7 separate regions of the Mus musculus genome follow, and all the other regions are linked to region 6. Evidence: chromatin loops called from intact Hi-C (ENCODE). Cell type or tissue: heart. All regions are shown on one strand. Region 1 overlaps Skap1 (src family associated phosphoprotein 1). Region 2 overlaps Skap1 (src family associated phosphoprotein 1). Region 3 overlaps Skap1 (src family associated phosphoprotein 1). Region 4 overlaps Skap1 (src family associated phosphoprotein 1). Region 5 has its middle 25 kb from the start of Gm11529. Region 6 overlaps Skap1 (src family associated phosphoprotein 1). Region 7 overlaps Gm11529 (predicted gene 11529).

The links. Peaks named below come from ENCODE experiments on the same cell type or tissue, not always from the same donor. Only the 100,000 strongest peaks of a DNase experiment are listed, where the experiment ranks them.
Region 1: it touches region 6 in a loop (3-fold over the local background); 8 of 42 quality-filtered maps call a loop at or near these places.
Region 2: it touches region 6 in a loop (2.1-fold over the local background); 4 of 42 quality-filtered maps call a loop at or near these places.
Region 3: it touches region 6 in a loop (2.2-fold over the local background); 16 of 42 quality-filtered maps call a loop at or near these places.
Region 4: a loop joins it to region 6, with 4 times the contacts of the local background. A loop is called at or near these places in 11 of 42 quality-filtered maps.
Region 5: it touches region 6 in a loop (8-fold over the local background); 5 of 42 quality-filtered maps call a loop at or near these places.
Region 7: it touches region 6 in a loop (2.0-fold over the local background); 5 of 42 quality-filtered maps call a loop at or near these places.

What each region holds. Positions count from the first base shown.
Region 1 is chr11:96,580,365-96,584,364 of GRCm38, reverse strand. The region is part of intron 4 of Skap1 (src family associated phosphoprotein 1); the gene reads right to left. Among named protein-coding and RNA genes, the nearest start is that of Gm38960, 42 kb to the right of the region's middle. In heart, a CTCF peak has its summit at 2,148 (motif pointing right); no DNase peak of the experiment used is centred here; H3K27me3 peaks cover 788 bases.
Region 2 is chr11:96,619,520-96,623,519 of GRCm38, reverse strand. The region is part of intron 4 of Skap1 (src family associated phosphoprotein 1); the gene reads right to left. Among named protein-coding and RNA genes, the nearest start is that of Gm38960, 81 kb to the right of the region's middle. In heart, CTCF peaks have their summits at 502 (motif pointing right), 1,908 and 2,126 (motif pointing right); no DNase peak of the experiment used is centred here; H3K27me3 peaks cover 2,645 bases.
Region 3 is chr11:96,562,154-96,566,153 of GRCm38, reverse strand. All of the region lies in intron 4 of Skap1 (src family associated phosphoprotein 1), which reads right to left. Among named protein-coding and RNA genes, the nearest start is that of Gm38960, 24 kb to the right of the region's middle. In heart, a CTCF peak has its summit at 1,852 (motif pointing right); no DNase peak of the experiment used is centred here; H3K27me3 peaks cover 466 bases.
Region 4 is chr11:96,550,907-96,554,906 of GRCm38, reverse strand. The region is part of intron 4 of Skap1 (src family associated phosphoprotein 1); the gene reads right to left. Among named protein-coding and RNA genes, the nearest start is that of Gm38960, 13 kb to the right of the region's middle. In heart, CTCF peaks have their summits at 1,342 and 1,552 (motif pointing right); no DNase peak of the experiment used is centred here; H3K4me3 peaks cover 296 bases; H3K27me3 peaks cover 3,112 bases.
Region 5 is chr11:96,437,275-96,441,274 of GRCm38, reverse strand. No RefSeq gene overlaps it. Among named protein-coding and RNA genes, the nearest start is that of Gm11529, 25 kb to the left of the region's middle. In heart, a CTCF peak has its summit at 2,331 (motif pointing left); a DNase peak (open chromatin) is centred at 2,324; H3K27me3 peaks cover 2,745 bases.
Region 6 is chr11:96,671,903-96,675,902 of GRCm38, reverse strand. All of the region lies in intron 4 of Skap1 (src family associated phosphoprotein 1), which reads right to left. Among named protein-coding and RNA genes, the nearest start is that of Snx11, 100 kb to the left of the region's middle. In heart, a CTCF peak has its summit at 1,880; no DNase peak of the experiment used is centred here; H3K4me3 peaks cover 332 bases; H3K27ac peaks cover 378 bases; H3K27me3 peaks cover 113 bases.
Region 7 is chr11:96,443,164-96,447,163 of GRCm38, reverse strand. Gm11529 (predicted gene 11529) reads left to right here. Exons shown (of 3, transcript NR_033524.1): 3 at 1-265. Among named protein-coding and RNA genes, the nearest start is that of Gm11529, 19 kb to the left of the region's middle. In heart, no CTCF peak of the experiment used is centred here; no DNase peak of the experiment used is centred here; H3K27me3 peaks cover 751 bases.

The DNA of each region.
Region 1 (4,000 bases), 92 kb after region 6:
AAATTAAGATCTTCTTCATCCTTCCCTTGAAAAAAGACAACACTAAACCCTAGAAAGATCAGATTACTCCATGGTCACTCAAGAACCTTTGTAATCCCTGCCAGGTCACACCCTCATCTATCCTGTCACCCCAACACATGTAACCCTTACACGTTACCAATACCATCCAAGGTTTTGCTCATTCTTTGAAACCTCTTAAATCTTGATTGTCTGTGCACAGACTGCCTTTTCCAAGGCTTTGTTTCATAAAAGGTCCTTTTCATTAAATCCATGGCCAATCAGACAACTCCATGAAGTCATGTTTCTTGGTCAGCTTGTATACAATGACAAACTCTTACACATTTTGTCACTACTGTCTAATAGTCCCTCCAAGTCTTGTCAAAACTGTGTCTCCCTCTTTAAGAGCAGTCACACATCTTTGGTTGTGGTTACTTCAATTTATGGAGTTGGAGTTTACCTGGTAAGCCTTTGACAAATGCTTCCTGCGTGAATAAATGAGCAGCCACAGATACAGCCTGTGTAAATGCGTAAGTCAATGCCTGTGGACTGCCACCATGACTGTGAGATGGTAAGTTCTGGTGATGTGGGATTTAGGGGTGAGGAAGGGACATAACGTAAAGGGAGGGGGGACGCCTGGAGATGTGGAAGGGAGAGGAAGGCAAGAGATGGTTATCAAATGGAAGGCGGGAGGGGATGATCAAATGATTTTACATGCAAATATGAGAATATCACAATTCAGCCCAGTGTTTTGTGCAGTTAATATAAATTAATAAAAAATTAAGCAAATCAGAGGTATAAATGCATCCTAATCAAACTAGAGCCTACATCTTCTAACAGGAAACTGAGCCCCATGCTTACTGTTTCTGACAGATTAGCTTTATGGAACAGCAGAATGTTCAGTATGACATAGATATTAGGAGCAATACTGTTTTATTTAAATCTACCTAGGAGGGCTGGAGAGACGGCTTCGTGATTAAGAGCAGTGGCTGCTCCTCCAAAGGACCTGAGTTCAATTCCCAGCACCCACATGTCAGCCCACAACTGTATCTGTAATCCAAGTGATTTGAGACCCTCACACAGACATGCATGTGGGTCAAACACCAGTGCACTTAAAAGCAAAATAAATAAATCATTTAAAAAAATAAATCTACCTAAGAAGGATTATGCCAACATCCCACAAAAGTATCACTTTGATCTGCATGCACAACACACCTATAGCAACACTATAGCCTAATATATGAGCACGTGGAGTATATTTTATTTTAATGGGAGACAGGCACATGAATGTGTCCCAGGAAGGGGTCTTTTCCATTAACTTTTATAAAGACTTTCATTTCCAACTTTCATTAACAGCTGACAAGCCGGCTAAAACAGCTTTGCTCAGAGCTTAGGTTCGGGGCAAAACCCATCTTGGCAGAAGTACTCTGAGATTACACTCACCGACTGTGCGAGAATATACTAATTTGTTTTGTTTTGTTTGGAGTGTGGAGAAAAGAGGGAGAAAAGGAGAGTGGAGTCATGGACCCTGCTTCACGGTTGCCATGGCTGCAAGGCCGGCCTTCCATACTTGGATCTACCAGCAGAGTTCAGACAGGTCAACGTGTGACCGGCCCAGGCCCTGGGGTCAAAAGTTCAGGCCGCGATGGAAAAACCAATATGTCCACGCAGAGTATGCTGTACAATTTATTTCAATTTACATCAAGCCATGCATATAAAATTTAGATAAATTCCATTCAAATCTGATGTTGCCTGACACACAATGTATGCAAACAGATGTCTGTGGGGCTTTTTCTGTGCTATAGAAAACAACATTAAATTTAAAAATATGTCTCTGGGAATTCTTTATTGAATTACAAAATGAACATAATTTTAACTTAAATGTTTTCATTCTTTCTTCCAATTTTTTTTTGGTGGGGTCTTAATAATTCCTCAGTTCTCAATCTATCCTGTGTCATATTAAAGAGGATAATGTATATTTACAACTACAGCTTCAGTGTTATCGTAGTTATAGATTCTATTTATAACTCTTACCACTTTCCACAGATATTTAGTGATTGATATTTCTGATTTATCACTGGCTGCTGTGCTCATCCCCCCTCCCCTGCCTGCTGAGAACCAGCAAGGGTCATACAGGCTGCTGGATCGTCTTCCAGCCACAAGGTGGCTCCCCCCCACCCCTTCTCTCAAACCGACAGGGTACAGGCACACCTTTGCTGAGGGCTCTGGCAGACAGGGTGAAGACACTAATTATGAACTGTCAGTACCGTTCTTTTCATTGTGAATTCAATGGCTCACAAGCCAGTCTTTGGCACACTAAGTTATGGTTCACAATGGTTATTTAAAAAGAGGAGGAAGAAAAAGACCCTTATGCTCTGCTTAATTTCCCTTCAGCCATCTTTCCAAAGGTACAGCTGAGCTAACATTAGCGTAAATAAGGAAAATAACGAAGTGCTCCAGAGGGACCTAATTTTGTTGCCTAGGAATAGAGCGATGAGCTGGAACAAGGTCAGATTTAAAATGAATGCACCCTGTACTTCCCTTCCCCTCTTCATGGGCAAGTTTGCATAAGGATTTGTGGCACTGTCTTAGGAGCCCCACGTTATGCAATGGACCAAGAGCAGCCATCTCTAAATACACAAAGTTCAAAAAGAGCAGAAATTACCGCTTGTTTTTGTTCATTTGGCTGCAATGCTCCCTTCTTATGGCCTATCAAACAGGTTGCTTAGCTCGCACATAGGGCTTTTACAGGCACCATCATCTCTTTCTACAGCCAAAATGGGCATAGAGAGACGCACCCTTCATCTAATTATGTAGCAGGTCTTTCCAGAATTGTAGGTCCTGATTCTCACATATACCATTCTCTGATCTCAAGGGGGAACCACCATTTGAGTAAAGCTACACTTTCCCCATCTGTAAGATGGAGATAAAAACGGGGCCTGCTCCTCTTCATCAAGATTGGATGAATTAATACACATAAATTACTTGCAAGAGTTCTTGACACATAAGAGCCAAATGAGCAGTTGAATATCGACTTGAGCTCAGTCCCCCCTTGTTTGTAAGTACTTTGAGACACAGTTGTTCAACTAAAAGAGCGTTCATGGATTTCATAAAGACAGGAAGTGGAGCATTTTCTAGATGCCTGCGAGCTGTCAAGAAGCCGAATGATGGTGTCTGGGATCTTTCTTCCTCAAAAAAAAAAAAAAAATTAAAATGTAAGCATTTTCTCTCAATTCATGTCATTTCTTTCAATGCACTCCTTACAAAAGAAATTGATTTTCATGTCTGAAGTTTGTTTCTGATAATAGTTTAGAACAATGCACCATCTCACTAAATAGCTATATGTAATGTTTTGAACAATTCGGTTACAGTATTTATGTAGCAAACATTTTCATTTTCCTGTTTAAAAAAAGTCTCTGGAATCTTATTCATGCCAGAACAAGCCTTGTTAAGCTTCTTGTTAAATTTTAAGAATGGGAGTTCCTTGCTTCTAATGTAAATAAACATTTTGAATACCCTGTTAGGCACTGCCTTGACAATTCTCCAGTAAATTTTCAAAAGGTATAAATGATATCCTTAACTTAAACTGGCCTCTCATAATTCAACCACTAGCTAAGGTTTCTGTAGACACAAAATCTTGCATTAACATAAATCTTTGTTTGTATAAGGAACGATCTAGATAACAGAGATATAAATACCTATGTGTCGGTATGTATATATACATGTATGTTCACATATATGGTATTTTAGAGGCTCCCATCTATTTTGAAATACATATACAGAGACCATGCAAGGTAATTGAATCAATGTTCAATAGTCACGGAGCGCAGTATGACAGTTTTTAATGCTTGCTACGCTGCTATGCAACTCCTTACTCGTTATTATCCCTGTCAGCTACTCTGAGTGCCCGGCAGACAAATGCTAGCCCAAGTCTTGATCATTCATTTCTCATTGGAATTATCTCAAGCCTAACTCTCGAGAACTGCTTCTCCATGCTGTCCTG
Region 2 (4,000 bases), 52 kb after region 6:
TCTTGTCTAGAACGTTCTTTCAGTCTTCTCTTAAGGTTCAATTCAAAAGGCAGCTACTCGGACCAAAGTGACTTTCAAAGCCCCTGTGTGGAATAATGGGCCTCTCTTGTACGTACTTTTAAAAATTCTACAGTAATAATAATAATAATAATAATAATAATAATAGTATTTTAGTACTAGAGCAGCTGTGTTTGGGTCTGGGTGATAAGCCTGGAGTCTGGAAGATTCAGGAAGACAGCTGTCACCCTTGACAATTTTGGATGCTACATCCTCCAACAAAAAGAATGCTTCGTGCAAGGAACTGAATTAGTTGGAAAAAAAATCATCTCTCAATGTGTGACGTTTCAATGCTGCAGACAGTGGGAATTCTGTTTTGCTGACCAAGAGAGCAGTGACCCAGACATGCCTTGTAAGAAGAAATGTGGTTCTGCTGTACCCCTTGGGTACTGGACGTGCTGGTGGGAGAATCATCAAGGAATTAGCATCCTGCAGGCAGTAGGGGGCGTTCCACAGCTGAGGAGCCTGGTAGAGGCTGTGTTTACCGGTGAAGGGCGGAGCCTACAGTAAACTTAGTCATTGTTCTCGTGACCCTTAAAGTGAGCAGCACACTTGCTCCTGTGAGTCAGGCGGAAAGGTAGTGATAGAGCGGCACAGGCTGGAGGGATAAACGGGAGTCACCCTGAATCCAGACTTCTAAATTAAGGGGAGATTTTTTCTTCCTTGTTCCCCTTCTCTTGTTTGTTTTGTTTCGGATACTGAGTCTGGCCATGTAGCCAGGCTGGAACTCACAGTTGTTCATCTTGCCCTAGAGCTCTATAGAATGCTGGGATTTACAGATGTGTGCCAGGTTACCATACACACAATGAAAAAATATTGGAAAATTCCACAGGATCTCCCCCAGGCAGAGAAAAATCCCTGGGGGTCATTATTCTCTTCAGAAAAGCTCAATTTCATTCTTCTTCAGAGAGTAGGCAAACCTCAGCACCAAGCCATGACACTACAGCCATGGGCTCCTTCTTATCAAAGACTTTGAGGCTTCTAATTGCCTCAACTACTGAACACAAGTGCTAGCGACATCTAAAGATGTTAGGGTGTGACTTCGTATGAGGAAGATGGGGAGAGGAGTGCAGGTGTTTAGTCTTTCATTCCGGTGGCTCAGAGAGACCTATGTGCCTGCTGGACAGCCCCAATCACTGGCTAAGGCTCACACCAAACCAGCACGTTTCTAAGAGTTTAAAGGGATCATAAAAGTGGCCTGGCTAAAGATATACATTAAAATAGGACCAGGTTATAGTTTTAAGAATAACAGAAAACTCCAACAGCACAACTTCAGAATAAAAGCACATTTGTGGGTGGGGTAGAAACCCAATTTTGAATGACTTTAATTCATGAAATTTGAACATTTACTGTATTGTACAATAGTGGCATTATGTTTTTAGTTTATTTTATTATAAAGTATTATTGTATATTTTTGTGTGATGAGCAAAGACTGGAACAATTAAAAGAAAGCATAGATATTACAACCTAACAGCAGGAAGGATTGATTTTCCTTTTCTTTGAACACTTAAAATTTCTTACCCTGTTAAAAAGCCCATAAAACAGATTTTGTGAACATATGTTTTATGAGTCAATGCCAAAATAAGAGTGGTAAATCCCTCAATCACAGACGTAATCCTTAAAGCTGACACTTAACCATTCAGCTGTGGCTTTCTCCTGCCTTCCTGCCCTTCCTCCTTTTCCATATCTAGATATTTCATTGCACATATGTACTTCTTTAGAAAGTCAGTAGAAGAGAAGCAGAAGAAATAAAACCCAGTCTGGAAGATCCAGATACTTCGTGACTTTGAAATCTGCCAGAGGAGCATGAGAAATTGAAGCTAAAAGATAATCAGATTTGATGCAATTTTAGAATACTTTAGAATCTAAACAATATTCCCTGTGCTTTCCTTTTAATGCCTACAATATTTTTTGTAAATTAATTGTAGCTAAGATGTTCTAAAATAATGAGGCTAAATGATTTTTTGAACCTTTTAAGTCTCCAGAGGTTTAAAAACAGTTAAATTGTATCTAATACTGACTTTTAGACTGGTTCATCAGCAAAGAGCTTTCACCAACAGCCAGCAGGTGGCGCTATTCACAAGCAGGGTGCAGGGCATTCTGAAAGGGCTGTGACTACATCCAATGTGTGGTTCCGATTTATGGAGTATGGATTTTAAAGGATTTTTAATGGAGCTGTCAGCACTCTGGAGCCACTTCCATTCCCATCTGTTCCCTATGAATGTGGAAACTCGGAAGTCACTTTAAAATCTGTACCTGTAGAAGAACACGGGGTCTCTTTAAAAGAACAGAAGTTAAGAATTTCTGCCTAACAATGAATTTCAAACATGCACATATAGTCAACCTCTTCCAATATTTTGGGAGAATCTTATTGCAGAATGCAGCCTTTTGTCTATTTAGGGCTGGCGTGGATCCAGGAGTTGTATACTTCAGCCCAGCTAACCTGAGCAAACTCTGAATGGCGAGCACTGTGCACACACAGTTGCCAGGGAGAAAATATGTCCGTTCTTGTCGCCAAAATTAAAACTCCCAGGTTTCAGGGGATACAGAAGCAACAAGAGGCGGGTGAACTCTTGCCACCAAGTCAACAGCTTCGGGGCTTTCGGCACAGGCTGAAATTATTTGGTTTTGACCGCCAGATGACCTCCATCTCTGCCCAGCCTGATGGACAGTGGGACCATTAGTTCTTTTTAACATGCATTCTTTTTGTGAAACACAGACACTACTCTTGCATTTGCACAGAGCAAGCGAAGACAGCAAATGAGTATCCGAAAGGGAGACAGAGACCTGTACCCGCAGGGAACCTTCTCAGTCAGCAGTCCTTCCACCAGCCTAGGGCCTGGGGCTGAAGGGTGTCAGTGTAAGCAGAGACATTGTTGTATCAGTAAAAAAATTAACTGTCTTAAGAATCTGACTCTAGACTCCAATTAGTCAAGGTTACATTTAATATATGTCCAGACTTAACAGAAATTGTTTTAAATTGCTTATATTTTTATTTTCTGAAGCATTTAATTTCTTGCTTAGAAAAATAAAAAGAAAATCACAGAGCAGAATATCTCACCTAATGTTAGTTCAGGCTCCATGCAAAATTGTTTCGTCCTATGCATTACCCGCTTAGTGAGTAGAATTTCCTGACCCTGTTACTGTGTAATATGAAACCCCAAATACATTTCATTTGTCTGTTTTTTTTTCTTTTGTATGCATGTGTTTGGGTGTGTGGCTAAAGAAATAACTTCCGACCTCATTGTTCTTGCACAAATAACCCAAGAGCTAAGCTCGGTCTCACACAGCCTATTTAGCTGAAACAAAACTGAAAGAACATAGGGACTTGTCCTCCAGAGAGAGCCATCAGAGATGTCAAAGTCGGCCAGGCAAGGCTGAGTTAAAAAAAAGAGGGGGCAAGAAAAGGCGCTTTAGGTGGAGGATAAAATTTCCTGTCGATGAATCAGTCATTCTACCTTTAAATAAAGCCCAATTCAAAGTCACATTTAATCCAATCTCTCTCTCTCTCTCTCTCTCTCTCTCTCTCTCTCTCTCTCTCTCTCTCTCTCTCTCTCCATTTTCCTGTGGCTGTGACTGACAGAATTGCATTTGTCCCAGCCTCTTCTGATTTTCCTCCTGGGATAAGTGATGAGCTATGCTGCGGGGGAAAGGAGGAAACATCTGCTTGGCTTTCTGAAGCTGGCACAGGGACCTGCAGTGTGAATTGCAAATGCCACTTTCACAAACAGGTCTCCCACAGGAATCCTGCTAAAAAACATGGCTCTACTGGGGGTGGGCGGGCGGAGGGGGGGGGGCAACAGCTCTGGTGAGTGATGTGAAAAGTGGCTCTTCTCTCCAGCTATCCCAAACAATATGCGTGCGTGAGCACACACACAAGCTTTGCCTGTAGTGGGATTTAATGGATCCCAATCTGATAAAGAGGAAAAGTACCTGTGCCTTG
Region 3 (4,000 bases), 110 kb after region 6:
TCACCAACATTCTCCTATGACAATAATGGCTCCTCTACTGACAACCTGGCTTTTAATGGCTGCAGGGTATTCCATCACGAGGCTGCACTGTAATTTATTAAACCAATCCACACGTAATTAAGCAGTTAGGCTCGGCCAGTTCCTTGATCCTCGAGGAGCCTGATTAGCTGATTTCCTTAGAAGATACCCCTAGAACCCAAACTTCTGATTCTAAAGATGTGCACATCTGCAGGAATCCCAAAAGAAATAGCTTTCAGTCTTGGAATCATAAGCCAATACAAATATATCACACCCATATGTGAAATGAGAGTATGCCAAAATACTTTAGTGGCATGCATTATAGGTTCTTTGAATGCAAACAGAGATGTATATTTCAAAAAGTGGTGCTCACTCTACGTGTTCTCTTATAACGTATTTATACTCAATAGAGTGCACAGAAAGAGTGTGGTGGTATATGTCTGAAATCTCAGCACCAGAGGTGGAGGCAGGAGGAGTATGAATTCCAGACCACTCAGGAAGACTCTACATCCAAATCACACACGCTCTCCCTCCCTCCCTTCTGTAAATTTAAAGGACCATTCTTCTACAAACCGCACTTGTGGTGGTTTCCAATGTTTCCCTGCATGGTGGTGTCTTAGCTGAGTGTCCTTTTGCTGTTTTATTGTTTGTTTTTTTTTTTCATAAGCATGCTTGAAGTACACACCCTAAAAATTGTCATATATAGTTAGTTATTCTCATATGCTCAAAACACATTCCTGGGTCTGGCGAGATGGCTCGGCAGTTAAGAGCTCCCGCTGTTCTGGCCGACCAAAGTCAGGTTCCTAGCACTTCCAGCCTCTGTGTGCACCTACGGGTAGGTGTGCACACATGCACATGCACAAACAAATCTCAAAATACATCACTAAGGAGGAGCTTATTAAGTCTAAAGGGCATTCCCATTTGCGATCTTGCTACATCTTCCCCAGTTTCCTCCTGGAAAAGCCTTGGTGCGTTTGTGATACAAGAACACTTCTTATGCTTTGTTGCCTAACACTGAGCATGATGCAATTCCAGGCACACCAACAGTTCTCCATCTCTCCTTTAAGAAGTAAACCGGGGCATCCTCAGATTCTCGGGTCTCCTTCTGAGTGTGGTTGCTCCCACACGTACTCACAGCAGCATGCATTCGCTCACCTCATTTGGAAAGCTATGACTCAGTAGCCAACTTACATGTCTTTTCAACTGTCCTGTGTGCTTTATGGAGGCCAAGATCATGTCTTAATGCTGCCATTGCCTCGGTGGGCCTCTGCCTGGATGCATATTAAGTACCAACCAATGTTTGCCAGATAACCTGCACAGGTTAGTATTGGAAATTCCAAACTGTTTCAAAAGGAAAGGCTTCAAGCTTGACTTTTAATGTCAATATTTTTTAAAAAGATTTTATTTTATTTTAATTGTGTATATTTGGGGATAGGGGGTGGGGTCTGTGGACATGTGAGTGCAGGAGCCCAGGAGAGTTCAGAAGAGAGCACGTGATCCCCTGGAGCTGGAAATACAGTGAGATGCCTGACTGTGTGGTGGGAATCAAAGCCAGGTCCTCTGCAAGGGCAGTAGATGTTTTCAACAGTTAGGGCATTGCTCCAGCCTGGACTTTAATTCTTACTATAACCTATACCCAACCCATAGATACTAAACAAAAATAAGAAGTACCCAGGACTGTTCAAGTATACAGACAAACCATTATATGTGACAGTTCAATTTATAATTCTCCATCTTTATTAATATAAAAATTATGCACATTTCAAAAATATTTATGTATGTGAGTATTTTGCCTGCACATATGTTTGTGCACCATGTGCCTGCAGTACCCTCACAGGCCAGAAGAGGGCATTATATGCCTTGAGACTGGAGTTAACAGATAGTTGTGCTCCACCACGTGAATGATGGGAATTGAACCCAGGTCCCCTGGAAGAGCAGCCAGTGCTCTTAAGCACTGAGCCATTGCTCCAGTCCCCACATTCAGAATTTTTAATTTTTATTTTTTTCCCCCTCTGGGTTAAGGTCATACAGTATAACTTTTAAACTTTTTTTTTTCTTTTTAAAAAGTGTGTGTGCTCTTTGTGTAGTTTACACACGTGTAGATGCATGTGCATAGGCGTGTTGGCCCATGGGTGTGCATTTCCTATCACTTTTCTTCCTCCATTAACCTCTGCCTTACTTGGATTCAGGGTCTCACTGATGCAGATGGACTGGCTGAATGCTGAGCCTCTGGTATTCGCCCAACTCTGTCCCCTGCTCGAGCTGAGTTGCAGAGACACTGCTCATCAGGTTTTATGTGGGTGCTGGGGATCCAAGGTCAGGCCCTTATGCTTGCTCACTGAGCCACCTCTCCAGCCACATCTTGTCCTCACATCTCCAGCAAGCTTTGACCCCCAGTGGTCGATTAGTGGGGTAGACTCACCCACCTCACTCTGCACTCGACAGTACCTGGTTTTATGCTGCATTTGCTACATTCAGGATATTAAATGGATTCTTAACGTGTGGGTTGGCTTTTTTTTTTTTTTCAGTTGGTAACTGCTCTATTGGAACACGATTCTCTCACTGTAAATCAAGGTCCATCTCTATTTGAGAGAGGCATTTGTTAGTAATATTTAAGGAAGCCAAAATGGTACAAGTCACATCTTTCCCAACTTTGACCTTTCTATTTCAGAATCCTTAGGGATGTGGAAGTGGGGGAGCTTTGCCATTTATAAGCCAGAAAGTCCCTGCTGGAAGTAGCTTCCATTTGGCAAGAGAAATCGTTCATTAATTTACTCAAACACTCTTCACACTGTCAAATTCATGGGGTATGCATCATTATTGTGTAAAAACAACACAGCACCATACATCACAAGCAAGGGAGGGACAAGTGGTTACATCATAGTAACAGTGTAGCACTTGCCACCTCCACAAGGTTTCAAAGCTCCGATACTACAACCTTTATTATAAACAGTCTGGCGAGGCACAGCTTTTTATGTATATCTTTCTCCCTGCTAGAACTGTCCTGATAATGAAGGGGAAATACATGTGTTTGTTTTAGTACATGTCAAACTAATTAAAATATATGTCAAAATCTTTCTGTCCCATATTATTCTTGAGACTCTGAAGAGTTAGTTCATTTGAAACTAGAGAAATAGGCGGGGCAGTGGTGGCCTTTAATCCCAGCACTTGGGAGGCAGAGGCAGGCGGATTTCTGAGTTCGAGGCCAGCCTGGTCTACAGAGTGAGTTCCAGGACAGCCACGGATACACAGAGAAACCCTGTCTCGAAAAACAAAACAAAACAAAACAAAACAAAACAAAACAAAACAAAACAAAACACAATACAACACAACACAACACAACACAACAAAACAAAACAAAACAAAACAAAAGAAAACACCCTAGGGAAATGGAGATAATACACAGAAAAAGGAACCACCTGGCCTGCAGGAGGGAGGCTCTATGGGTCAAATGGCCCTAGCTCTCCACTCTTCCAGAGCTTCAGAAATGTACAAGAAACAGAGGATCTGCCAGGCTGGAGATGTGTCCTCCCGCCCATGCACCCCTGCTGTTCTGACGCCCCCTCACTTAGTTCTCTTTGCCTCACCTCATCGTTTAAATGGTTTATCTAGGCAGAATTAAAACACCCTAACGCTATCGTTCACAATTCATGTGCATGTCTTTGATGCAAGACAGAGTCTCACTCTGCAGCACTGGTTAACGCAGAGACCAGGATGGCTCTGGACCCATAGAGATCCACCTGCCTCTGCCTTCTGAGTGCTGGCATTAAAGGCATGCACCACTCTGTCCAGCCCATGTGCAAATCTTAAATATTTTTAAGTGTTGGTTTTTACTCTCACGTTGACTATATGTCAGCATTCCCAGCAGGTCATCAGAAACATTCACCTCTGCTAATGTGTATATATATATATACATATATATATATATTATCATTCTCAGCTCTGGTGACCATGGCACTGGAAATCTGAGCACGGTCGGGCT
Region 4 (4,000 bases), 120 kb after region 6:
TCGTGGACGACCAAACAGATCAATATGAACACGGTAGCAAGTGCCACAGGTGGAAAGAGAGGCTGCTCTTTGGCCCTCTGCTCAGGTAGCACTGTTCAAGTTCTTATACAAAACTGTACAAAGTTACAATTTAAATGTCTCATGGGAAATGCTGCCTTTACAAGAAAAACAATCAGGCCCAGGAGGAAGCAAGAAACTTGACCTTGACCACAGAGCCAGGGTAAAGAGGGCCAACTGACCTGATTATTGATAAACCTCAAAACGTAATATCAAAGTACTGCTAATCCACGTGCGAACATGAGATTGTTACTATGAAGAGCCGCAAACGTTTTGCTACCAAATAGCAAAACACCTTTAATAGGTTTGTTCAGTTTTACTTTCCAGGGCTCAGAGGAAATGCCAGTCTAAAACCCAAACCTACACAGCACAAAACCCCAAGAAATCAAAGTTAGCTCTGTGTTCATGTATCTCAAAGGGGAAGCCCACTATGTAATAAAGGTGAACTGATTTCTATTGCTTTGAAAAATAATTATCATCTCTTGGTAGGGGGGGAGGGTGAAAAAGAAAAATTAGTCAAAATGTTCTCACTCATATCGCCTGTGACCAACCCCCTTCACCCTGCCATGCCTGGGCCATCTTCTGCCAGTTCCCTTGTGGACCAGAGTCAATATTCTCTCCTAAAGAGCAGTCCAACGCTTGATCTTACAAAGCGTGTCCTCCCTAGCTGTCACATGGGGTCCCATGTGACAAGGGCCCATTACAAAGTGGCCTGAGCATAGAGGGAGCTGACTTCACCACTCCTCAAGTCTCTACAAAGGGCTTTTAAAAAATGCCGCTAATTCAAACGAGCCCAAGGACAGCGTCTGTTTTTATCTGGCAAGTTGTAGCTGGTGTTTTTGCTAGAGATTGAGCGATCTAAGGCATATGCTACTTGCGGTGGTATCTTCTGAAACAAATATAATTTTATGTTGCTCATAGAAATATACACCTGCCCTTGGGGCTGCCTGCCGTTTACTAAGGATTTATAAACATTTGAAATGTGTGGGTTGAGAAGAGCATATGACAACTATAACCTCGAAATGATAAATTTAATATAGGAGAGAAAATGTAGATAGGATTAAATGACATATGTTAGGAATACTAACCACTTCCCTTTAAAATTGACATGGAAAAAAATAGCTGTAAATTGGATTTTAAAAATCATATCTAAGTCTTCCCTCAATATCACTGAAGAATATAAAATTCTTATAATTATGGTTGGTTTTGTATGTCCCCCCTTAACTTATATAATAGGACACACAGAAAAGACAGCTCTAAGAAAGTACTATCTTTTGAGGTTCAAAGCAGTCAAAAGAAAATAAATTTCTCCAAAAAGAAGAAATATTTTAAATATTAATATGCATGCGTGTGTGTGAAATTTTTAGTTCTCTAATCCATTTCTTATATTCAGTGTTTAAAACGTAAAATTCATAGCACCCCCAAACCCCCACCCCCTGCACTAAATTCGGCAAAATACATCCAAGAATGCTCGGAGCGTTATTGTATTTTACCACAAGAGGGCGCTAGAGAATTCCGATCCTTTCCAAGGTCTATAAAATCCTTTAACTGCTACTTTATAGACATTCAATTACAACAGGCCATAATACATTAAGGCATTAAAATATACATATATCGCAGCATATGCCACAGCACACGCTGTACGAGTGTGCTCTCCAGATGATCGCCGGCGCCAACATCAAAACAACGCTCCGGCTTCTAGTGCTTAATGTAAGATTTTACTCTCCAGCCCTCCCCTCTCCGAAAGGCAGCTCTCTTGGTGAGGTGATCCCCTTGGAATGGAAAATATCAAGGCATGTGATAAATACACAGTGACTGGAGGGTATGACAGGGCAGAGGAAGGTAAGGCCTGCTAGAACTGAAATTTATGCAGTTTGGAAAAGGGAAGACTCTGGGGATAAATGTTCGCTGTCTTTAATACCTTCTAAAGGTAACACTATAAATGAATTAGGGGAATTATTCAGTCTCAGAAGATGGTATAGAAAAGAGCAATGGCCTGAAACCAAGGAAGGGAAAGTTTAGGGAAGACATGAAGGATAAATTACCAATAATAGTTGGGCGGGAAAGATGTCCTGCAAAGGAAAGACCCAAACTGTAATGGCTATATTTGATAATTAATTAAATGAGATATTAGCAAGAATGATGTGAATTCATTAGATGGGCTACATTAGATAACCCAGATACCCCCCACCCTGAGCTCTGACAGTCTCTAGGTTTCAGTCTGTTGCTGGGTGTTGGAGAATGTCTTTCTGGGATGACAGTGATTGTCTGCAGAGAGGCGAGCACGTGACAGCAGTTAACCCCATGTTAATAGAATAAAATCCAAGGCTTCATTGTGAAATGACATAATTATAAAATTGTGCCTACATTCCAAGTCATTCTATGAAAATATGCAGTGCCATGTAAGTTACAGGCTAACACTTTTTAAAAAAATCTGCAAATGTCCCCTGAATAAACAATTTCCCCTAAAAAATCCCAATATTTTACAAGCCAGAGATCCTATTCTGCCTAATAGGATCTATTTCTTGCTAGCGTATTTGGGCTCAAGTCCCTTAGGGCACAACATTAAAATGGGCAGGAGGGGGGCGTGGATTCTAGAATCTGAAAAGCAGGCTAGAGCAGACAGGGAACAGAGTTTGTGAATTCAACCATCTTTGCCTAGTCCACCATAATATTATGGTCTAGCCAGAGTTTCAGTACTAGTTAACTGATCTCTGTCTCTGTCTCTCTCTCCCTGTCTCTCCGTCTCTCTCTCTCTGTCTCTCTATTGTCTCTGTCTCTCTCTCCCTCACTGTGCTAGAGATCAAACCCAGGGCCTCATACACTCTAGGCAAAGGCTCTATCCCTGAGCTATATGTCCAGACCAAAGAAATTTTGTTTTTACTGCTTGAATCTTAGGTCAAAAGAATTTATGGCTAACAGGGAAGCAATGACTGCCAAAAGTATGAAGAGCTGAATATATGTATATATGCATGTGTGTATGTATGTGTATGTATATATGACCTTGGGGAGTCATTTGTGCTCAAACTAAATTTTTCTAAATGTATGTGAATATTAGACTTGGAAGTAAAAATGGCCAATGTGGAACTTGGAGAAGGACAGTCTAGTCGTTAAGATGATACTGAGGGTTTTAGAATTCTAAACATGATTGCCATGGGCGCAATAACAAACCCCGGGGTGGTGAGACTGTCTCTGCAAAGCAAGTGCTATGTTGAGCCACACTGCATTCACAGACTCTGAGAACAAGACAATTAGGCATGGTGTATGAGATTCTGCAATCAACAGCCTGTGGAGACATGAGCCTTCCCTGCTTCTGATTGGTGTCTACACAAGCACGCACAACACCATGCAGTAGCAACTGAAACCCTGTGAGTCTGCCACCACCCAAGTGACCACACTGGCGTCCTTAATAGTTATTTATTGTACGAGGAAGTCATCACTATTAAACTTGTTACTTGTTGATGAGTTTAGAATTTGGAGAGAAACAAAAAATACTCCAGGCATTGTGTAAACAATCTCCTCTGCCAAATCACTCTTGAAAAATCAGCCCCCCGCACTTAAAAGTTGTGACTGTTCTCCCATTAATTGGAGGACAAGCCCAATAAATGTTTGACCTTTCTGGAAAAGACTTCCAAAACCACTTTGGCCAGAAGTCAAATATTCCTTTCAATTTCTCCCAGAACACTGCAGGGCCAAGCAACTGGGGCTCACTGTGGAGCCAGCCCTGCATCAAAAACACTTGACTGTGTGTCATACACTGCATGGTGGGGGAAATTTAAAGCTCTTCTCTTCAGCTAAGTGACTGATTCCCTACAGGAAGGACTCACATCCTACTTCCCTTTTAGATCCCGTGTGCTAAGCCCGTGTCCGAATAAGGGTATTTGATAATAGAGATATTCAATAACAAACCCTTCGTCAGTAGTATATTAAAATCTATGAAATG
Region 5 (4,000 bases), 230 kb after region 6:
TGATTTCAATTTGATGTGGTACTACACACCTGTGACTCCGTCTTTTGGGAGCTGAGGCAGAAAGGTCATGAGTTTCAGGCCAGCCCAGGCTAGCAGAAGACTGTCTATAAAAATAATTAGGAAAAAGATTGAAACAAACAAACAAAAACCATCAAATATGGCAACTGCAAAGTAATAAAACTGATGGCTCAAAGCCAGTTCTAGATAGATAGATAGATAGATAGATAGATAGATAGATAGATAGATAGATAAACAAGACAGAAAAGAAAAACTGAACCAGGCAGTGGTGGCACACGCCTTTATCCCAGCACTTGGGAGGCAGAGGCAGGCAGATTTCTGAGTTCGAGGCCAGCCTGGTCTACAGAGTGAGTTCCAGGACAGCCAGGGCTACACAGAGAAACCCTGTTTCGAAAAACCAAAATGAAAAAAAGAGAGAGAAGGAAAACTGAGCTTGACCTTGTACTATTTTTGAACTGATGAATCAAACTTTAATTAAAGGAGCCTAGACACCTTACTTTATATGTAATGTTTGCTGAGGCTTGACGGATTCTCTTACGTACCTCTGAATTTTGATGTATTTTTAAAAGTGAATAAATGAATAAATAATACATAAATACATAAAATAATTAGTAAATAAATAAAACAATTAATAAATAAATAAGAAAACTATTTATACAAGAACCTGAGATTAGGAGTATACATACACCTGTTAGGAGCAGATAGCATAGTGACTGATTCTAGAATGCTCTGTAAGGTGCAAAGATAGAAATTCCTGACACAGTTGCTCCTTCTCTACAAATGTTGCACTTCTCCAGGGCAAGACCCTTTCCTAGGCCTCTCTATGGAGGCCAGAGTTCCCATTCCCTAAGGGAGCTGCCAGTAACAAGCAGGCTCATCTTAAATGCGTTCTTGCCAAGGTGTTAATGACAGATAATGGCTTAATGCATTACTCCTCCAAGATAACATTTCCATTTTAATAGAGTCTTTAAATGCCTAACCCAAAGGAACCCCACTGAAAAATGCAAGGACAGCAAATACCTTTGCTCTTTCCCTGGGCCTGGAAAGCATGAGTGTCCCTGAGGCCTTTCCTCCTAAACCAGGGAGCAACCTAGGCAGCCCCTACCTACCAGCCTCCGGAGGAGTTAAGTCATGAAGGCGGAAGACAAACTTGTTTGCCGACCCTATTATGGAACAAGTGTTTGTGCAGGCGTGAGAAGACCTGAGTTCTATCTGAGGGATTTGACATTAGCTGGATAGACAATCTTACAAGCCACTAAACATTTGCAAGCCTTGGTCTTCCTCAGAGGAAAGGATTAGCATCAGAAATAATGTCTCCAAGTAGTATTTCATGCTTGGCTAGGGACTCCAAGCCTGATTTGTTAGCCAGATACCTCATCTGATAAAAAGCTAGTGACCCAAGTTCCATGCCCAGAACCGGTGTAAAGGTAGAAGTCGAGAACTGAGCCCATGAAGCTGTGGCGCCCACACAGAGGCCATCACACACACACACACACACACACACACACACACACACACTCACACTCACACTCACGTCAAAAGCTCTTGTTCTGGTTGTGGAAAGGATATTCATTCCCTATAGAGAAAGCCATCCCCCACCCCAGGGAAATGACCTAAACCAACATTTAGAGTAACTGCAAGTAAGAAGCCCAATGTGGAGAAACTAGGAGACCAGTGTTGGGGTTCAGTGAGTCCAAGGGTGACCCGTGAAAAGTATTCAGAGCCTCTGCGTACAGGCGAGTAGGAGTGGCCCGGAAGACAGATTCAGGGCATCAAGTGGGTAAAAACCAGGTGTGCGGATAACGTTCAGTAAACTGCCTTTCTAATTCTCAGTGCTCCAGGAAGGAATCTCAGAGATTAAATTAAGCTGTTAACCCTCTAGGCGCTCCTGTCGTTTATTGTTAAGGAATTAATAGAAATGCGGGAATGCAGATGGCCTGGCTGTCAGCTCAGAGAGGCGATTTTTCTGATCTCCACAGACGTTTCCAGCATCTTTCATTAACCGCTCATGTACCAATTTGTCATTTTAACCTAGCAGAAAGGAAACTCCCTACCTCAAGGGCTGGTTGGGGAACCCTCCCAGGACCAGTCCTCCTGGGTGGCAGGTGCTCAGGAGCAGGGAAGGGATGTCATTTTAGGAAGTCGGTATCCCTAAGACTGGCCATCCTGGGAGCAAGCTTCAGAAGACTGTAGGAGTCAGGCTCTAGCAATCCTAGGCAGAGCAAGAGATGCCAGGAAACTACTTGATTTGCTGAGACTTGCCGGACGCAGGTAGTCAGCTCAACACAGAGAGGCGCCACCTACAGGCGAGAGGGAGATTTGCCATCTGCCCTCTGCTGCAGGATCTGAGGTCGCACCTCCTCCAGGTGCCAGCCTGGGGACATTGAGCCAATGCGCCAGACACTGTCTTAAGCCCTTGACATATACTGAATCTTTTAAAGTCCCCAGTAACCTTTTCAGATAGGTTTTTTTTTTAAATCATCATTTCATTTTTAGTAAATAAAAAAGTACAGCTTCAGGAGAATAACGTGCCCAAAGTCACACACTTAGCAAAGATTTCCGTCCTTGAGACCTGATTCAGATCTGGCATCCTCAACACAACACCTTGAGAGGCATGTCGGAGCTGGGACGAGTTAGAACTAATTCCACCTATGGTTCACAAGGGACCTGGGGGCCAAGTACTCAGCACATGGCTCTCAGTTCTGCAGTTTAGCGTCCCCATGTCGCTAAGACTCCTTTACTCACTTGGAGAGAAAAATCCTCTGCTAAAGTAAGTATAATGTTATTTCATTTTAATAGGGGCCAGCATGTCAAGAGATTGCATGACTGTCATCTTCAGCTTATAGATGACAGAGAAATAAGGGACTGCATCTTAACACACTTATTGACAGAGCAAGAACTAGCGTTAGAACCCAGGTCTACAAACCCCTACCCTGCTTGTCCCTTTGCTCCTCGCCCCATCTTTAATCTTCCATAGCTGAGACCTTGTGGGTTCACTGTCATCAGACCCACTCTCTGACCAAAATATGCTTGAAAAACAAAACACAAAGCCAGGTGGCCGTTGACTAAGACCCCACCCTCAGTAAGTCCTCTTTCTCTAATACATCAATCCTATGCAAACAGCACAGTTAGGCTTTGGAACTGTGGACCACTGATTTGCCTATGTACATAACTGGGTTTCTTCTTTCTTTCTTTCTTTCTTCCTTCCTTCCTTTCTTTCTTTCTTTCTTTCTTTCTTTCTTTCTTTCTTTCTTTCAAAGATGTACTCATTTATTTTATACATATGAGTATATTGTTCTCTTCAGACACACCAGAAGAGGGCACCAGACCCCATTACAGATGGTTGTAAGCCACCATGTGGTTGTTGGGAATCGAACTCGGGACCTCTGGAAGAGCAGTCAGTGCTCTTAACCACTGAGCCATCTCTCCAGCCCATGACTGGGTTCCTAAAGTCTTCCGAGATACAGGTCACAGGCTCTGCCCCGTGGTCCACTGAGTCAGAATCGCAATGTTCTCCTGCTGCAGTGCATGTGCATAAAGTATCCCCTGAAGAACTGATACAAAGTTACCTGGAGACAATTGCTCTTCATCTCATCGCTAGTGATCTGGGTTCAGCGAGAATGGAGAGGAAGCTATGTATTTCTAAATAGTATCTATCATCTGAGACCAGCCATTCTGGTCTAGGGACTTCACTTTAAATGACAACAACCTAAAGAGTTCTTGATGGAAGAAATGTGTGGGGTGAGGGTGGCGGGAATACCCTGGAGCAGAAAGATGGGAAAGTTATTACAGCCAGGGGTGTGTGTGTGAAAAGGTGCAGCTTATGAAATCTTGGAATCAAAACAACTAAGGTATGAATTCACCCATGTACCTGGCTTCTCTCCATCCAAGTATATTCAAATCTAAGGGCATTCACATTTCTCTAGCCTGTGGCAAAACCTGTTTGTTGTCTTACATTTCACTGTGCCCTGCCTGTCTCCGT
Region 6 (4,000 bases):
CCAGATAGCTCAGGTGGAGAGAGCACAGGGCTAATGAGACCAAGGTTACAGGTGTTATCCCTAGATAGGCCAGCTGGTGTGCACAGTTCTCTTTTATGTCTAGCTGACTGCTTCTCTAACCCTGGTTAGCTGGTCTGAAATCCTCAAAAGGGATTGCTAAGCAGGAGAGAGTGGGTCACATGGCAGAGACACCCCTCTGCGCCCCCCCCCCCCCCCGCAGTCCTTACACAGCATCAATGGGCTAGCTGGATCTCTGTATAAAGAGAAATGCAACTGGTCCCTCTGACAGTAAACCGCCCGCAACCCTGGTGAATCACGCTCTACCATCTTGGATACTGAAATGCCACATTTAGAACACTCAAGAGAGCAGCATTGACATCTGTCACAGGACAAGGTCCAGGGCTCTCCATTTTTTGCTTCCTGCCTGCTCTGAGTTCTGTCTCCCACTTCAAACCCCACCTCCGTGTTTCCACCCCACTGTGAGCTGTCAGGATGCTACTCCGGAAAATGATCTCCAAACCGGAATGAGATCCACTGCATCTCCTTGTTCCAGATAGAAATGTCATTTCTCACCGTGACTGAAGACTTTTCTTTTATCTCTTATCAAAAAACCCTGCCAGTCTGTCCACACAACCTGGAGAACAAATATGTTTTTGATCCCTCTGTGAACAAACCGGGCTAGGCACCTGCACAGCCCTCGGTGGGTGGGGGAGGGGTGGCTGGCCCTCATCCTGACTCTGTGCCAACTCCTGCTTGTGGAGAGAGAAAGCAAAAATGATTGATTCAACATCTTAATGAAGATAAACAAACAGAAAGGGACATCAAATAATGGCCCTGACAGTTTGAAACAAACCAAAAGAACAGCTTAACATTTCATTCAGGAAGAGACGCATTTCACGTGGGGATGACAGTTTAATAATTTGTAAATACCACTGGCTTGGCATTATAGCTAATCCAAATATTTTCATTTCTCATTGTAAGTCACCCTCTGCTGATGGCCTGTCCCCTTCAGCTCACAGCTTTCACCCTTGGAGTCTTGACAGAAGGCGGAGAGGAGTAGAAGAGAGGGGCTCGCAGGTTCTGCATGGAATGTGAGTCACGTGGTCAACTTCCTGTCTATTTTCTGATTGGGAATGCTCCAGGGTAAGACCACTGGCTTGCCTGAAGAACCCACTGCCTTCTTTTTCACCTCCCCTAAAAAGTATCAACTCTCTTCAGACTGTATTCTTAACGCAAAGCATCTCAACCTGTCTACAATGCCCCCTCCCTGCCCTCCGACTCTGTCCTAAAGACCCCCCCCCAGTCCTCAAGAAAAGAGTCAGTCATCTAAAATGTGTTTTGTGGTTCTAATGCTCTACAAAGAAGGCCAGCCTTGTGAATGCTTGTGCCTAAGCCACCCTTGGGTAGGCATAAAGGAGAAGCAGGAAGTTGGGGTGGCAACTATAAGGAAGGATGACCAAGAATCCTTTATGTTAGCCAGGACATTGGTTTGTTCTTAATGAAAAATATCCATGGAAATAGGGGCAATGTTGTTAAGTCATTTGGAAGTTTTAAGAGTAAAAGCTAGTATATGTAATTATGGAAGAAGAGCCAAAGGAACACTGTTAGGCATACATAGGCTTTGGGCTTAAAAAAAAGAAAAAAAATATCACCCCATCAATTCATACAGATATATATATGTATGGGAAGACCTGTCACATCAGCCCAGGCACATATATGTATATATGTATGTGTGTGAGATATAAATATAAATTTACTTATATATATATATGTAAGGGAAGACCTGTCAGATCAGCCCAGGCAAGAGACCACACTGGACGGGTGTGACAGGCAGGGGCCCAGAGCGAGAAGCTGCAGTTCTGAGATTCCTCCACAGGGAAGCAGTATGAGATCAGGGTTTAGACGGAGGGAGGCAGCCCCAGCTCCACCGGCTTCCCTGGCTCCTTCTCCCTTCTCCTAGCCCTTGGCTAGGGAGGGCTGTGAGCTAACTAGCCCTTCATTCTCAGCCCTATCCCTCCTTTCTCTTATCCCCAGCTCCCGGCATAGTGCTCTGTCTGTCCCAGCTAGGACTTGTGCATTGTGGGGTAGGACGGAGGGGATTCTACAAGGGCTCAGCGTTCCCTCCTTGAGAATGTGTTTGATCTCGAGCTGCAGGCAGGCACAGAGGGAAGAGCTTAACAGTAAGTCAGGTTTCATGCTGGTCTTGGAGGCGTGGGTCCTGATAACCTCTCTGGGGCTGTCAGATCAGTGGCTTTTGACATTCTTCAGAAAAGAGTCAGTTTACCTTTGGTATGCTGAAGGAAACAGAACGAGTGAACACTTGGCTTTGTTTGAAATACCGAAAGCAGTACAACTTTATGGGTAAAACCCTGAGCAGAGAGCTTACAACCCAGTCACTGTCTTGACAGCACCCTGATTGGTGCGTGGCAGCAGGAGAGGCATTGCTTACCTCTGACAGTTACAGACTAGAAATAAGAGAAGACATATTTCTGATAAGTCTTAAGGTCTAGCCTGGGGATGTAGCCTACTTGGTAGGATGCTTGCCTGGCATGCCCAACGTGCTGGGTTGGGCCCCAGCTTTGGATAAAACTAATTGTGGTGGAGCACACCTGTAATCCCAGCACTTGGAGGCGGAGGTAGGAGGATCAGAAGTTCAAGGCTGTCCTCATCTATACTGTCAGTTCAAAGCCACATTAAACAACAACAACAACAACAATGGTAACAAAATCAGTAACAATAACACAACCCTAAACCCTTAAGATCTATGCTCCTTATGTAGGCCTGGTATAAAATACTGAATATTGTGATTATGCTTTTTATCCAGTTTAAAAAAAAATTACATGTCTGAGTGTTTGCCTGCATATGTACCATGTGCATGTCTGGTGTATATAAAGGCCAGAGAGGGTGTTCGATCCCCTGGAGCTGCAGTTACAGATGGCTGTGAATCATCTTATAGGTTCTGGGAACTGAACACAGGTTCTCTGGAAGAGCAGCCAGTGCTCTTAACCCCTGAGCCATATCTCTAGACTGTAGATGTTCTTTTTTATATATATAATTAATTTTAAATTAATGAATGGGATTGTATATATTTATCATGTACAACATGGTATTTTGAAATATGTAAAAAAAAAGGGGGGGTTAATTTGTGGTGTTGACAGAACCGTGGGTCTTATACATGGTAAATGAGTAAATTATTTTTTTCAAGACAGGGTTTCTCTGAGTAACAAGCCCTGGCTATCCTGGACTCACTCTGTAGACCAGACTGGCCTCGAACTCACAGAGATCTGCCTCCCTCTGCCTCTGGAGTGCTGGGATTAAAGGTGTGTGCCACCATGCCCAGCATGAGTAAATGTTTTTAAGATAGAAGAACTTGACCTTTCTTAGTAGATGCGAGGGTGAAATCCTATAATCTGAGCACTGGGGAGATGGAGGACCACGAGTTTGAGGCCAGCCTAGGCTATATAGCAAAACTCTGTGGAGAGAGAGAGAGAGAGAGAGAGAGAGAGAGAGAGAGAGAGAGAGAGAGAGAGAGAGAGACTTTTCTTTTGATAACAGTTATTAAAAAACTTCCTAGGAAATTTAAGGTTTGAAAATCTGTCTCATACAATAAGCAGAAATTCTAGTTCCAAGATTTCACATACCGAGAGGGCGCAGAAAGCAGAGAGAACATGAAGGACGGAGGGCCAAGGGTCCCTATAATATATCTCAGGTAACCTCTTACCACATATTTCATTCCTTCCTTGAAATATTTCAGAACTTAAACTTTTCTTTCTTTGCCAACGTTGAGGAAGGTGCCCGGCACTGACTTGTTCACCTGGATCCCATTTTCCCCCCTTCATAGCCGTTCTAAGTCATTTTCAGACCCTTTAAATCAGTTACCTTCCTCCTAGGGAGCCATGGTAGAGAGTAAGCAAAAAACCAGAGAGGTGGGCCGGAGAGATAGGTCAGTGGTTAGGAACCCTGGCTGGTTTCCAGTGGACCCAGATCCTATCCCCAGCTC
Region 7 (4,000 bases), 230 kb after region 6:
CTCTCTACCTCTATCTGGAAGTGTCCACTTCTTTCTTAACAAGGGTATCCCATCTCAGAATAGGGGACACAGGTTTTCCCTTGGAAGCAGTGTGAGAAAGAAGGACCTGCAGGCCTGCAACTGGCTTCAGACAGGAAGCTGGTACCCTCTCCAGCAAACCTCAAGGCAAGGGCTGGACGGTTTTGCTCAGTCATGATCTAGCCCAGAGTAGCCATCTCTGCTGCAGTTTTGATCTTAGCCTTTCTCTAAGAGCTTTACTTCCGTGTTTTTGGTTTGTTTTTGTTTTTTTTAATCCAGGTCATGGTGGTGCATACCTTTGGTCCTAGTACTTGGGAGGCAGAGGCAAAGGATCTATGAGTTTGAGGCCAGCCTGGTCTATAGATGGAGTTCCAGGACAGCCAGTGCTACACAGAGAAACCCTGTCTCAAGAAAAACAAAAAACAAAAATGAAACAAACATATATGTGTGTGTGTGTGTACATATGTGTGTGTGTATGTATATGTGTTTCTGTATACAGAGACATATATAGAAATAAGTGTATGAATATACCTATATCGTCATGGGTATGTGTGTGAGCCTACAAGAGTGTGTGTGCACCACACACAGGTATGTTCATGGTACTGTGCCGACCAGTACAGGGCCTTGGATCCTCTGGAGCTGGAGTTAAAGATTGTGAGTGGTGGAAATCAAGGTTGGATCCTCTGCTGAGAAGTAAGTGCTTTTAACTAATGAACCATTTCGACAACCCCATGAACCATTTCTGCAATGAAACCATACTGGAATGAGAAAACTCTCTCCACCTTCCCTAGCCATAGGACTTGAACAAACACATGAACTTATCTAAATCCCAACTTTCCCACTGAAGAACTCATATGATAACTTAAAAAGGGTTTTGTTTGTTTGTTTTTAAAGGGAGCTGGAAAGCCGGGCAGTGGTGGTGCACACCTTTAATCCCAGTACTTGGGAGGCAGAGGCAGGTGGATTTCTAAGTTCGAGGCCAGCCTGGTCTACAGAGTGAGTTCCAGACCAGCCAGGGTTATTCAGAGAAACCCTGTCTCTAAATAAATAAATAAATAAATAAATAAATAAATAAATAAATATAAAATAAAATAAAGGGAGCTGGAGAGATAGTTCTGTGGTTAAGAGGACTTGCAGCTCTAGTACAGGACCAAAGTTCAGTTCCCAGCACCCACGTAGTGGCTCACAACTCACAACTGGCTTTAACTCCAGTTTCAGGAGATCCAGCACCTTCTTCCAGCTTCCAGGCACAGCAGCACACAGATAGTGTGTGTGTGTATGTGTGTGTGTGTGTGTGTGTGTTTGTGTGTGTGTGCAGGCAAAACCTTCATGCACATATAATATAATTAAATCAATATTGAAGTTAAAATAACCTCATTTATATAAAAACCTTAATAAGATATATAGTCATATACAGATGTTGGAATTTATTTATTTTAGTCCTAGCAACAGGAAAAAAATTTTTTGAAGAAGAATGTCACAGATTAGCTCAAAATTTGACCCAGAAATTGCACTTTTAGGAACTCATCTTACAAAAATGAGCGAATGGATGCAAAAGGGAGAATGTGTGGGGAACTTTCCCACAGGCTTGAGACATGTGAGACGTCTTTAATCCTGTCCGTAAAGGACTGAGTAAATGGGAGAGGTCTCTATCTAGTGCATGATAGTGCACAGTAGTCTGAAAGAACAGGGGAAATGTGCATCTTAAACTCTTCAAGTTCTGGTGTGAACTCTTAGCATCGCTCTTATGAGTGGCACGCGGTTATCCCATCATGAAGGACTTCAGTGTTCATGAGATAATCAAGTTAAGAGCGGCCATCGAAAAATGTGTCCCACTAACCCTCAGGATATTGCCCAGAGCTTTAAGTGAATAATAGTTGTATTCCATTTAATGTATGGCGGACACTTCTTTATGCCAGTACCTTTTAATTTTATAAGTTAAAAAGCTACAGCTAATAAAATAGCGGCCCTGGATTCTAATAACAATTCTCATCTAATGATGGGAAGGAAAGAAAGAGATTTATGACAGGAGAAAGAGAAACTATTTATAGTTGAAGTGTGTTCTCAGAAATACAAATCCATAATATTCTAGCAGTGTAAGTGTAGCCTCCCGTTTGAAGTTATAACAGCCCTAAACCGGGAATCAGGATCCAGCAGTATTGTCCCAATGCCACCATTAACTTAGTACATGACATCAACCTAATCACTTATCTGGGCCCCGGTTTCCAGTTCCAGAAAATTAGAGTGTTAAAGCACACGTTCTCAGAGGTCCCTTCAAGCTGAGAATTCTGTACTTCTGTGAAGTCAGTTTTCAAAGATTCAATAAAGGATGTTTATATATAATTAAAGTCCCTGATCATTTCTGGCAATAACCGGAGGATTTTAACAAGGCCTTAAACACTCATAGGAAGAGAAAGCTCACTACAAAAAAAAAAAAAATTTTTAATTTAAACAAAAAAGTTCCTGCCCTCAAGAAACCTATGATTTAAAAAAGAAAATAAGACAGCTAAATCAATAGAAATATGAAGTACCCCGCTTTACAAAAAGAAATGTACAAAATGAGATTGTTGGAGGGATCAGCAGGACTCGGATTTATCTATGCTCCCAGGAACATCAGCATGTCTAGAGGGGTCAGAAACACTCCAGGGATAGGACAAGGGGACAAAGGGTGAGTGGCCCATTTCTCCACCCCTGGCTTTGTCAGAATGTCTCTGTTCTCATGTGTATCAGGAACCTCAGAAATCTAAGACTTTATAGTAATAAGGCTACGACAGCAAAGCCCGGCTTAGGCGACTTCTCAGTCATTTCCATCCACAGAACCCCAGGAGTCTGAGTCTTCATACCCTGCGTTCCATTTTGCACACGCATAGGAAATGAACATCGTTATTTTGTGATGTGGCTAAGGAGTCTTACGAGCAGCTATGTGACATGCTCAGATTTTCCTGCTCTGGATGTTCTGAGCATAGGCCATGGCCATAGTCACAAAAGAATTAAACAGGGGCATGAGGAAGGCCGGGGCATCATTAAAAAGGTCTGTAAGATTCCTGGGATACCACGGAGAAGCTGCCAGTTTGGTCTTTGAAGTAGAAGACTGCACTATATAGGCGTGATGAATGTTGCTTGACTGACTGACTGACTGACTGAATGAATGAATGAATGAATGAATGAATGAATTCTGCTTCCAGTTGACCAGTGGGCTCTTCCTTGGTACCTCAGCTAATCTTATCCTTCTTGGCCACTCTTTTTTTTCCCCAGTCAAATCCCCTAAGATCCCTTTCGTCTCCAGATCTGCTCTTTCCCCAGACTGATCGTCTCTAGGTAACTAACCTTGTGTGTGATAATGAGGTCAGCCAGGGTTAATACTATGATGTGATTCTTTTAACAATCGCTTTTCTCTTGGACGAGAAACTGTTTCCTGGCCTGATAGACTCATATTTTTAATAGTGAACATATTATGTGGGCACTGGAAGTCCCGGGGGAGTTGGAAAATGGTGGGCAGGAGAATTCTAAAGGCTTCTGTCTGAGGACTTTCTAAAGCAACGTCACCCACTGGCATAGATTATAATCATAGAGCCTCAATGGCAAAGCATTTGGATACTAACACTGAGGGCCAAGAATGACGCCACTCCATGGTAGAATACTTGCCAATCATGGAACAGGGCCTTGGGCTCTATCCCTAACACCAAAGCAAAATAGCAGCCCCAGTTGCTGCTGCAGCAGCAGTAGCAGCAGCAACAACAACAACAAACAACAACAACAAGAACACCTACCCTGAGAGTGTGGTCTCTAACATGGTCCAGTCAAAGAGATGAACTTTGGTCTGCCACAGGAATTTGGAGTTCTCTGATGACAGACTACCCTAAAGAAGAGTTGGTAATGTATTTGGTGAGCATGGATCTAAGCTGTTGGAGATGAACGGATTCATCAGAGAGATCATTTTATCGGATGAGGACACTGAGGCTCAGAGCCCCGGGTGACTGTT